Regions from separate parts of the Homo sapiens genome. Here region 2 is linked to region 1. Evidence: read pairs that join two places in POLR2A ChIA-PET (ENCODE). Cell type or tissue: PC-3. All regions are shown on one strand. Links, peaks and the distances in the headings refer to the core of each region. The heading gives the core; the rest is flanking DNA.

What was found. Peaks named below come from ENCODE experiments on the same cell type or tissue, not always from the same donor. Only the 100,000 strongest peaks of a DNase experiment are listed, where the experiment ranks them.
Region 2: POLR2A ChIA-PET joins it to region 1 with 16 read pairs; 2 of 35 experiments call an interaction of 5 or more read pairs at or near these places.

Annotation. Positions count from the first base shown.
Region 1 is chr18:57,725,924-57,731,310 of GRCh38, forward strand. The region is part of intron 2 of ATP8B1 (ATPase phospholipid transporting 8B1); the gene reads right to left. Among named protein-coding and RNA genes, the nearest start is that of ATP8B1, 75 kb to the right of the region's middle. In PC-3, for the core only: no CTCF peak of the experiment used is centred there; no DNase peak of the experiment used is centred there; H3K27ac peaks cover 371 bases.
Region 2 is chr18:57,872,216-57,877,602 of GRCh38, forward strand. No RefSeq gene overlaps it. Among named protein-coding and RNA genes, the nearest start is that of ATP8B1, 72 kb to the left of the region's middle. In PC-3, for the core only: no CTCF peak of the experiment used is centred there; no DNase peak of the experiment used is centred there.

The sequences.
Region 1 (5,387 bases), core at 222-5,221:
CTACTCCAAGAAAACCCTGGGGAAGTCTGAGCATGGTGGCTCACGCCTGTAATTCCAGCACTTTGGGAAGCCAAGGTGGGTGGATCACAAGGTCAAGAGATGGAGACCATCCTGGCCAACATGGTGAAACCCTGTCTCTACTAAAATACAAAAAGTTAGCCGAGCATGGTGGTACATACCTGTAGTCCCAGCTACTCGGGAGGCTGAGGCAAGGGAATTGCTTGAACTCAAGAAGTTGAGGTTGCAGTGAGCCAAGATTGTGCCACTGCACTTCAGCCTGGTGACAGAGCAAGACTCTGCCTCAAACAAAAACAAACAACAACAACAAAAAAACCACTTGGGAAACTCTCCAGGACACTAAACTGGGCAAAGATTTCTTGAGTAATACTTCACAAGCACAGGCAACCAAAGCAAAAACGGACAAATGAGATCACAAGTTAAAAAGCTTCTGTAAAGCAAAGGAAACAATCAACAAAGTAAAGAGACAACAGAATGGGAGAAAATATTCAGGCCACTGAATTCATTTTAAATGATAGATTCTTCCCCTTGCCTCATCCCAGAACCACTCTGTATCTTCAGGGGCTGGGTCCAGGCACCTAGAGAGTTTGTAAAAATTCCACAAGAGGTTCTGATGTACAGGCAGGACTGAGAACCCCCAGTTAGTGCAAAGGAGAGTGTCTTCCTATGGTGACTTCTATCATTAAAAATCTACTTCTGAACTTGGGCTGCAAAGTAGCAGGAAGAAAACCACCAGCTGAGTTAGGTTTCCATGAGCAAGAGATTCTTACCCAAGGTTCAATCATAAATTACATGACTTGAAAGCAAATTCTCTAAAATGAGCATGTTGCCCAAGATCTTAAAAATAAATAGAATAGGCCGGGCACAGTGGTTCATGCCTGTAATCCCAGCACTTTGGGAGGCCAGGGTGGGCGAATCACCTTAGGTCAGGAGTTCAAGACAAGCCTGGCCAACATGGCAAAATTCCGTCCTTACTAAAAATACAAAAATTAGCTGGGCGTGATGGCGGGCGCCGGTAATCCCAGCTACTCGGGAGGCTGAGGCAGGAGAATCACTTGAACCCGGGAGGCGGAGGTTGCAGTGAGCTGAGATCACGCCACTTCACTCCAGCCTGGGCAACAAGAGCGAGATTCTGTCAAATAAATAAATAAACAAATAAATAAAAAGAATAAAATAAAATGAGATGGCACAGTATCACCACCCTTCCCCATCAGTAATCACTCAGTGCAGGAATACCCCTCACCCTGCGGCTTTACAAGCATCAATTACTCTGGTGTTTTTAGGCTGTGGAGGTGGATGGTAATTTACAACCGATCAGAGAAAGAAAGAAAATAAGTAGCCAGAGTAGACTCCCATATGTGGTATGTGCCGAAAATGGAAAATTCATCTTATTAAGTGGAACAGCTCCCTCAGCACTTTTCACAGATTCCCTAGGATATCCTACGATTGATACGTTTCAATGAGCCATCTTTATCTGTGTTTTGGTTCCAACTAAATATTAATTCATAGATGCGCTAAAGACCCCACATTCTTAATTCCAGATTATTTTATGAAGATATCACTTTAAGGCCGGGTGTGGTAGCTCACGCCTATAATCCCAGCACTTTGGGAGGCTGAGGCTGGTGGATCACAAGTTCAGGAGATCGAGACCATCCTGGCCAACATGGTGAAACTCTGTCTCTACTAAAAATACAAAAATTAGCCAGGCGTGGTAGCATACGCCTGTAATCCCAGCTACTTGGGAGGCTGAGGCAGGAGAATCGCTTGAACCCAGGAGCGGGGTTGCAGTGAGCCGATATCGCGCCTCTGCTCTCCAGTCTGGGCGACAGAGAGAGACTCCATCTCAAAACAAAAACAAACAAACAAACAACAAGAAAACTCCAAAAATACAAAAACTAGTGTTTCCCAGAACACATGCTGAGAAGTGTGTTCATCAGGAAACGACAGAGCTCATCCCATAGCACTGAAAACATTCCCGCTCATTTCTGAGAATCTTTGCTGAATCTTTACACAAAGGGTAAAGTTACTCCACTCGAACCTGTGGGCTTATCTTTCTCCATGGCACATTCTAACAGCATGTTTGTGCCTGTCCTTCCTTCTCACAAAACACAATAAAGGTCCTTCTAGTGAAAAGTACTCTGAATGGGTCTCTCAAAGCACTTGTTTAACAGGAAAGCTTAGTTGGGCTAGAGGATTTCCTTTCTTTAAAAAAAAAAGAAAGCAACTTTCTGTGCTACAACCCTCATTAAAGAAACTAGCGCAGTTCAGGCTGCTTAGGCAGTGTTTTGCTAGAATGGGTGCTGGTCCCTGGTGTTAGTCTGGTGGTACCTCGCAGGGTGACTCATGTTCTGATGTCTTAAAGAACTGATTCTCTGAAGGAAATTATTCAGGATGTGAAATGTCAAGAAAGACAGATGATGATTAAAAAAAGAAAGAGAAGTCAGGGTGACACTGACCTTAACTGGGAAATTGCACAAATGAGAATATAGTGGGAAAGGAAAGAGGGATGAAGAGGGCAAAGAGAGGAAGGGAGGAAAGAAGGAGAGCAGACTGGCTGTGAGGGAGGCAGGGCACATGGGAAATGGGAGGAAAGAGGTCTGGCATTTACTGAACATCATCTGTGTGCTTGGGAAGGGCGCAGAGAGGTATTAGAATAAGAATTTTTGTAAAAAGTCACAGGCAAAGTCATTTGATATGGGTTTTGAGAAGCGAGAACCACCCAAATCCCCTAGGAATATAAATCACCCTTGGAAAACATGACTAAGATTCAAGACTGAGCATTTTTTTTTTTTTTTTGAGATGGAGTCTCACTTTGTCACCCAGGATGGCGTGTAGTGGTGGGATCTTGGTTCACTGCAACCTCCATTTCCCAGGTTCAAGCGATTCTCCTGCCTCAGCCTCCCGAGTAGCTGGGATTATAGGTGTGCACCACCATGCCGGGCTAATTTTTGTATTTTTAATAGAGATGGGGTTTCACTATGTTGGCCAGGCTGGTCTCGAACTCCTGACCTCAGGCGATTCAACTTCCTTGGCCTCCCAAAGTGCTGGGATTACAGGCATGAGTCGCCGCACCCGGCCAAGACTGAGCTCTTTTAATGCCCATATACCGAGGGTAGAAATCTACAAAACATATGACCTGCAAACTGAATGATCAGGAAAGGATCCTAACCACCAGAATGGGCAGGCAGAGTTGTAAAAAAACAGGGGATGAGAGTTTCCACCCACTACATGCGTCTCTGACATTTCTGCAGGCACCCAATCCCGGTCCCTTTGCTGTGTCTCGGACTACACGTCTGATGGCGTGCCACCAAGCACCAAGAGCAAAGTTGACCCTGGACCCCATGGAGCCAATTCTCCTGCCACCCCATCAGATATCTACATTTGGTAGAGATTCCAAAATTGTGATAGGAGACTAAGCAGTGCAATTAGCGGGGAAAGGAATGAGGAAGAAGCATGTTTTATTCACTGTTTGGGCAATCAACTAGAACTTCCTTGTAACTTGTCTGGCTGCTTCAGCTTTAGCTAGTTCACCAATATCCAGTCTGGACCTGTTATGACAGAGGCCACCTTCCTGTTCAGATTGGTGGGAATTCCATTTTCTTTCTTTCTTTTTTTTTTTTTTTTTTGAGTTGGAGTTTCACTCTTGTTGCCCAGGCTGGAGTGCAATGGCACCATCTCAGCTCACTGCCACCTCTGCCTGCCGGGTTCTAGTGATTCTCCTGCCTCAGCCTCCCAAATAGCTGGGACTACAGGCACTTGCCACCACGCCTGGCTAATTTTTGTATTTTTAGTAGAGACGGGGTTTCACCATGTTGGTCTGGCTGGTCTTGAACTCCTGACCTCAGGTGATCCACTCACCTCAGTCTCCCAAAGTGCTGGGATTGCAGGCGTGAGCCACTGTGCCCGGCAGGGAATTTCACTTTAATTTTGGTCAAGTATCATGAGTTTAGTACCTTCTGATTCAAGGCAGAAGGCACTTAAGCTCAATCCTCAACAGCTTGAAATCAAAACCAGAAACCCACTCTAAGAGGTAATCCATCTAAATGTTTGCTATGGAAAGGTAGCGGACACACAACATACAGGAGTCAATGGCCTCCCCACATTTGGGTGAGATGGGGCTCGCGGGGTGCATGCACTCCCCACACTGAGAATCTCCCCACAGGCAGATTCTGTGACCAGAACAGGAAGAATCATTGCAGAAATGGGATTTCATGCATATCACATCTTCTACAGGTTAAAATTATTAGAAAAAAATAGCTCATCCAGATAGCAGAACCCAAGAAAGAGAAACTAGAGGGGGGGTTTGGCATGGGGGAAAAAGAGGCTTCTAGAAAGCCTTCAAGGGCAGAATGGCAGTAACAGAGACCTCGGGAAAACCAGCTAAAATCCGAGGCTTCTCTGACTAAGGCTGCAGGGAGGCGTGTCTGGAGCGCTGAAACCAGAACACTATGATAATGATTTCTGTGAATGTGATGCTAAGGTTGTTCGGCTAGAATTTTAGGGAACACCATGGAGGAAATATTTTCAGCCTGATATCAAATCTGGGGTCCAGAGAGAAAAGTCTCAGCTTGCTCATGGAGAAGAGCTACAAGAGAAGCCCACATCTGTTTGCCAGGGTGGGAGAACCAGCAGGAGATGAAATAGAAAAGCCACAAAAGAAAAGGCATCATGGTAAAAGCAAGCCATGTTCTACTGCCTTCAGTGATGTACTGTCTGCGGTCACTTACACTCAACATTGGCAGAGACCACGTGGTCCACAAAGCCTAAAATGTTTACTTGCTGGCCCTTTACAGAAAAAGTTTGCTGGCCTTGGTCTAGACCCTGCCTCTGATGCTGGCCTGACCCTGGGCAGACCATATACATATATATATATATATATATATATATATATATACACACACACACACACACACATACACAAGGATGGTTATTTATATAACTCATACCGCCAATTTAACAATACTAATAGTTAACATCTAAGACTGATTGATATGTATCCTTTAAAAATTTCTGGGTGCAGTAACATGCAGATTCTTGCCCGCATAACTCCATTTTAAGAATATATACACTGGCTACGCATCGTAGCTCATGCCTGTAATTCCAGGAGTTTGAGAGGTTGAGGTGGGCAGATCCCTTGAGCTCAGGAGTTTGAGACGAGCCTGGGCAACATAGTGAAATACCATCTACACACACAAACACACACACAAATACAAAAATTAGTTGGACATACTGGTGCATGCCTGTAGTCCAGCTACTCAGGAGGCTGAGGTAGGAGGATCACTTGAGTCCAGGAGGTCAAGGCTGCAGTGAGCCGAGTTCACACCACTGGACTCCAGCTGGGGAGACACAGTGAGACCCTGCCTCAAAAT
Region 2 (5,387 bases), core at 239-5,238, 150 kb after region 1:
AAAAAAGAAAGAGAAGGAAGGAAGGAAAGAAGGAAGGAAGGAAGGGAGGGAAGAGAGAGAGAAAGAAAGAAAGAGAGAAAGAGAGAGAGAAAGAAAGAAAAGAAAAGAAAGGAAAAGAAAAGAAAAGAAAAAAGAAAAGAAAAGAATAGTCGGGCATGGTGGTGCACTCCTATAATCCCAGCTACTTGGGTGGCTGAGGCAGGAGAATAGCTTGAACCTGGGAGGTGCAGGTTGCAGGGACTCGAGATCACATCACTGCACTCAGTGCAATGAGATGTCTGTTTTGGTACCAGTCTGTGCACTACACAAGGCAATGAGATGACATTCAAAATGTTAAAAGAAAGATTGTCAACCAAGAATTCTATATCAGCAAACCTTCAAAAAACAAAGGAGTAATTAAGACATTTACAGATGAACAAAAACTGAGAGAAGTCATCTTTAGCAGACTTGCCCTACAAGAAATTCTGAAAGGAATCCTTCAGCATAAAATGAGAGAACCCTACATGTTAAATCCACATGAAGAAATAAAAAGTATGGTAAAGGTAACTACATAGGTAAATGTAAAAGACAGCAGAAAAGTGTTTTTATTTGTAACCCCTTTCTTTTCCTCTCTTATTTAAAAGACAACTGCATACAGTAATAATTATAAAACTATGTTGATTTGTAATGATTATGAACCAACTATAAACCAACTATGTTGGTTTATAATGTATAGTTAGTATGACAAAAATCGCACAAAAGTGGTATGAGAGAATGAAGTTATATTGCAGCAAAATGTTTGTATACTGTTGAAATTAAGTTGGTATTAATCCAAACTATATTATTTTAAATTAATATATTAATTGTATTCCACAGGGAAACCACCAAAACAATAACTAAAAACATATAGTAAAAGAAACAAAGGGATTAAAATTGTATACTAGATAATAGCCATTAAACAAAAGAAAGCAGTAATGTAGGAATAGGAAATAAAAAATATATAAGACATAGAAAAAGAATAGCAAAATGGCACACAAATTTAAGAATGAAAGACTAAACGTTTTCCCCTTAAGACTAGGAATAACACCAGGATGTCCACTCTCAACACTTCTATTTAACATTGTACTGAAGTTTCTAGTCAGGGCATTTGGTCAAGAAAAATAAATAAAGGAACCTAGATTACAAAGGAAATAAAATGATCTCTATTTACAGATAATAAGATTTTGTATATAGAAAATCCTAAGAAACCTAAAAAAGAACTTATTAGAACTAATAAACAGTTAAGCAGGGTTACAAGATACAGGGTCAATACACAAAAAGAAAATATATTGCTATACATTAATAATAAATAACTCAAAAAAATAAAACTAAGGAAACAATTTAATTTACAATAGCATCAAAAAAGAATAATATACTTAGTGATAAATTTAACAAAAGAAGTGCATAACTTGGACATTGAAAACTGTAACACGTCATAGAAAGAAATTAAAGAAGGCCTAAATAAATGGAAAGAAACCCATATTTGTGGATTGAAAGACTCAATATTGTTAAGACGGCAATCCTCCCTAAATTGATCTACAGATTCAATGCAATGCCTTTCAAAATTCCAGTTGGCTGTTTTTTTCTTTTCCTTGCAGAAAATGACAAGCTGAGTCTAAGATTCATATGAAAATGTGATATGGTTAGGCTTTGTGTCCCCACCCAAATCTTATCTTGAATTGTAATCCCCATAATCCCCACGTGTCAAGGGAGAGACCAGGTGGCAGTAACTGAATCATGGGAGTGGCTTCTCCCCTGCTATTCTTGTGATAGTGAATGAGTTCTCACAAGATTTGATGGTTTTATAATGAGCTCTTCCCCCTTCACTCAGCACTTCTCCTTGCTGCTGCTTTGTGAAGATGTCTTGCTTCCCCTTTGCCTCATGCCATTATTATGAGTTTCTTGAGGCCTCCCCAGCCATGCAGAACTGTGAGTCAATGAAAACTCCTTCCTTTGTATGGGTTCATGTCCTTTGTAGGGAAATGGATGAAGCTGGAAACCATCATTCTCAGCAAACTATAGCAAGGACAAAAAACCAAACACCGCATGTTCTCACTCATAGGTGGGAATTGAACAATGAGAACTCTTGGACACAGGAAGGGGAACATCACACACCAGGGCCTGTCATGAGGTGGGGAGAGTGGGGAGGGATAGCATTAGGAGATATACCTAATGTAAATGACGAGTTAATGGGTGCAGCACACCAACATGGCACATGTATACATATGTAACAAACCTGCACGTTGTGCACATGTACCCTAGAACTTAAAGTATATAAAAAAAAACAAAAAACCTCTTTCCTTTGTAAATTACCCAGTCCCCAGTCTCAGGCAGTTCTTCGTAGCAGTGTGAAAATGGACTAATAAAAAATGCAAAGGATCCAGAATAGCCAAAGCAATCTTGAAAAAGAAACAAAGTTGGAAAACTCACACCTTCAGATTTCAAAGCTTACAAAGTTACAGTTATCAAGACAGTGTGGTACTAGCATAAGGATAGGCATATGGGTCAATGGAATAGAGTTGAGAATTCATAAGCAAATTCATATTTATTTATTTATTGAGATGGAGTTTCATTCTTGTCACCCAGGCTGGAGTGCAATGGTGTGATCTCAGCTCACTGCAACCTCTGCCTCCCAGGTTCAAGCTATTCTCCTGCCTCAGCCTCCCAGGTAGCTGGGATTACAGGGACCCACGACCAAGCCTGGCTAATTGTTGTATTTTTAGTAGAAACAGAGTTTCACCATGTTGGCCAGGCTGGTTTCAAACTCCTGACTTCAGGTGATCCACCTGCCTTGGCCTCCCAAAGTGCTGGGATTACAGGTGAGAGCCAGCATGCCTGGCCAAATTCATACATTTATGAATTTGATTTGTACCAAGACAATCCAGTGGGAAAAGAATAGGCTTTTAACAAATGGTGTTGGGACAACTGGCTATCCACATGCAAAAAGAATCAAGTTGGACTTCTTCCTTATGCCATTTTAAATAAACTCAAAATGAAGCATAGACCTAAATAAAAGAGCTGAAACTACAAAACCTTTTGAAGAAAACAGGTATGAATATTTGTAACCTTGAATTAGGTAATTGCTTCTTAGCTATGACACCTGAAGCATAAGCAACCATGGAAAAAGAAGGACTGCTAGTTTATTTTCTCATTGATTTGTGGGGGGGTCCATGTATCTAGGGAAACAATCCTTTTCTCAGTTTTAGGAATTGCAAATATCTTCGACCGTTCTGTTATCTCTCATTAATTTTGTCCATGATTATCCTTTTTTGATCTTAAATATTTATCTTTGCCTTGTGGCTTATGCTCTTAAAGTTTTGCTAAAAGTGTCTTTTTTCATCCTTAGGTGACAAATATATTTTTCTATATTTCCTTCTGTTAAGTTGGCGGTTTTATCTTTCATGTTCAAGCCAATAATCCATCTAAAATCCACCTTTTCATGTATTTTCATTTAGGGATCCAGATTCATTTTTCTCCATACAGTGAATTTGTTTCCCTCAAAGTGTATACCATATAATCATTTCCCCATTGTTGTATGGACCCCTCTTTATCATAAATTAAGTTTCAATATGTAAATAGGTCTATTCCTGAGTTCCTATACTGTTCCATAGATCTATGTTTGTTCTTACAACAATATTTTAAAAAAATTAATAAGGCTATTAGAAAAGTAGGACTAGAAGGACATTTTCTTTTTCTTTTTTTAATTTTATTTATTTATTTATTTATTTATTTTGAGATGGAGTCTCGCTCTGTCGCCCAGGCTGGAGTGAAGTGGAGTGATCTCGGCCTACTGCAACCTCCACCTCCCAGGGTCAAGCAATTATCTGCCTCAGCCTCCCGAGTAGCTGGACTTACAGGCATGCACCACCAAACCTGGCTAATTTTTTTGTACTATTAGTAGAGATGGGGTTTCACCATGTTTTCCAGGTTGGTCTCGAACTCCTGACTTCAGGTGATCCACCCGTCTCGGTCTTGCAAAGTGTTGGGATTACAGACGTGAGTCATTGTTCCCGGCCAGCTACACTTATTTCAAAACAAAAAAGGTAGCTTTTTTTAAGTCCATGAGCAGCAGAATCAATATCAAGTAGAATGGTGACAGCCTGCCCTTCAAGACATATTTATTTATTCTTGCTAGAAATGAGTATATAAGTTGCTATGGTGATGGTTGTCAACTGGACCACAGAGCTGGACTGGACCTTCAATGGGGTGAAAAGTAGGTAACCCCTGCTGCCTGTGAGAGGTAAGACATCCAGCATCTCATCAAACTGATGCTAAAGAAAGATTTTCTGCTCCCTGTAACATAAAAGGATTTTACTGCATGGGTATATCAGTAAGTGCATTTAGGTCAACAAACAGTTCTACTCAACAACCACACAATATGTAGAGCTTGCTCAAGCAAATTGTGTGATAACCATGTGCTTTTATAGACAATGTAAGTCATTGCTACATATTATTTGTAATGATTGTTGGCTTGTTTAGTGCGGTTCCAGGTCTTTTAATCCCTTCACATATGACCCCAAATTTGAGAAGTCTGTCAGATATCCAAGTGGTGATATCTGGTGGACAGTAGGATGTCAGTCTGGTGCTTGCCAGAGAGGAAACTATGAGTTTGACCGTGGTCAATTCTATATCTTCCTGGGACTGGAAGAGATCACTTAGAGGAGGAGTGTGGATATAGAGAAGGAGAAGGATGAAGACAAAAGTCCTCAAGAACATCAATATTTAGAGGTTGAGGAGCCAAAGAGGAATTAGTCAAGGAAAAAAGGCCAGTGTGGTGGGAGGAGAGTCACAGGGCCTGAAAGTGTTTTGAGAATGAAGGAGAACTCAAGTGTGTCTATCGCTGCTGGCAGATCTAGTTAGGTGAAGATGGAGAACTGTCTTTGACATGGGTCACCCTGTAGTATGATAATAACTCTAAGAAGTGCCATTTTGATTGAATGGTGGACACTGCAAAAGCTCAGTTGGAGAGGGTTCAAGAGCCCATGGGAGGTGGAAAGTGGGCAGGCAAAAGAGGGAGTGGCTGGAGTGAATCAAGAGAGAATACTTTTTAAAGACATATGAAATCAAATCATGTTTATTTGCCAATGGGAATAATTTGGTTGAGGGGACAATCAATATGGCATGAATGAAGGGGATATTTGCAAGGGCAGAGTTCTTGAGAGCAGAAGGAGATTGAAACTCAAAGCACAAGTGGAGGAGTGGCCTTCATCCCTACCAAGAGAGAAGGTGGATTTTGCAGGTACAAGCCCAGGTAAGGTGATAGATGCGATGGTAGGGATGGAATGGTTCTTTTTTGACTGTCCACCTTTCTATGATATATTGGGCAATGCTGTTGGCTGAGATGGGTGGTGGGGGGGGCAGGTGAGGGT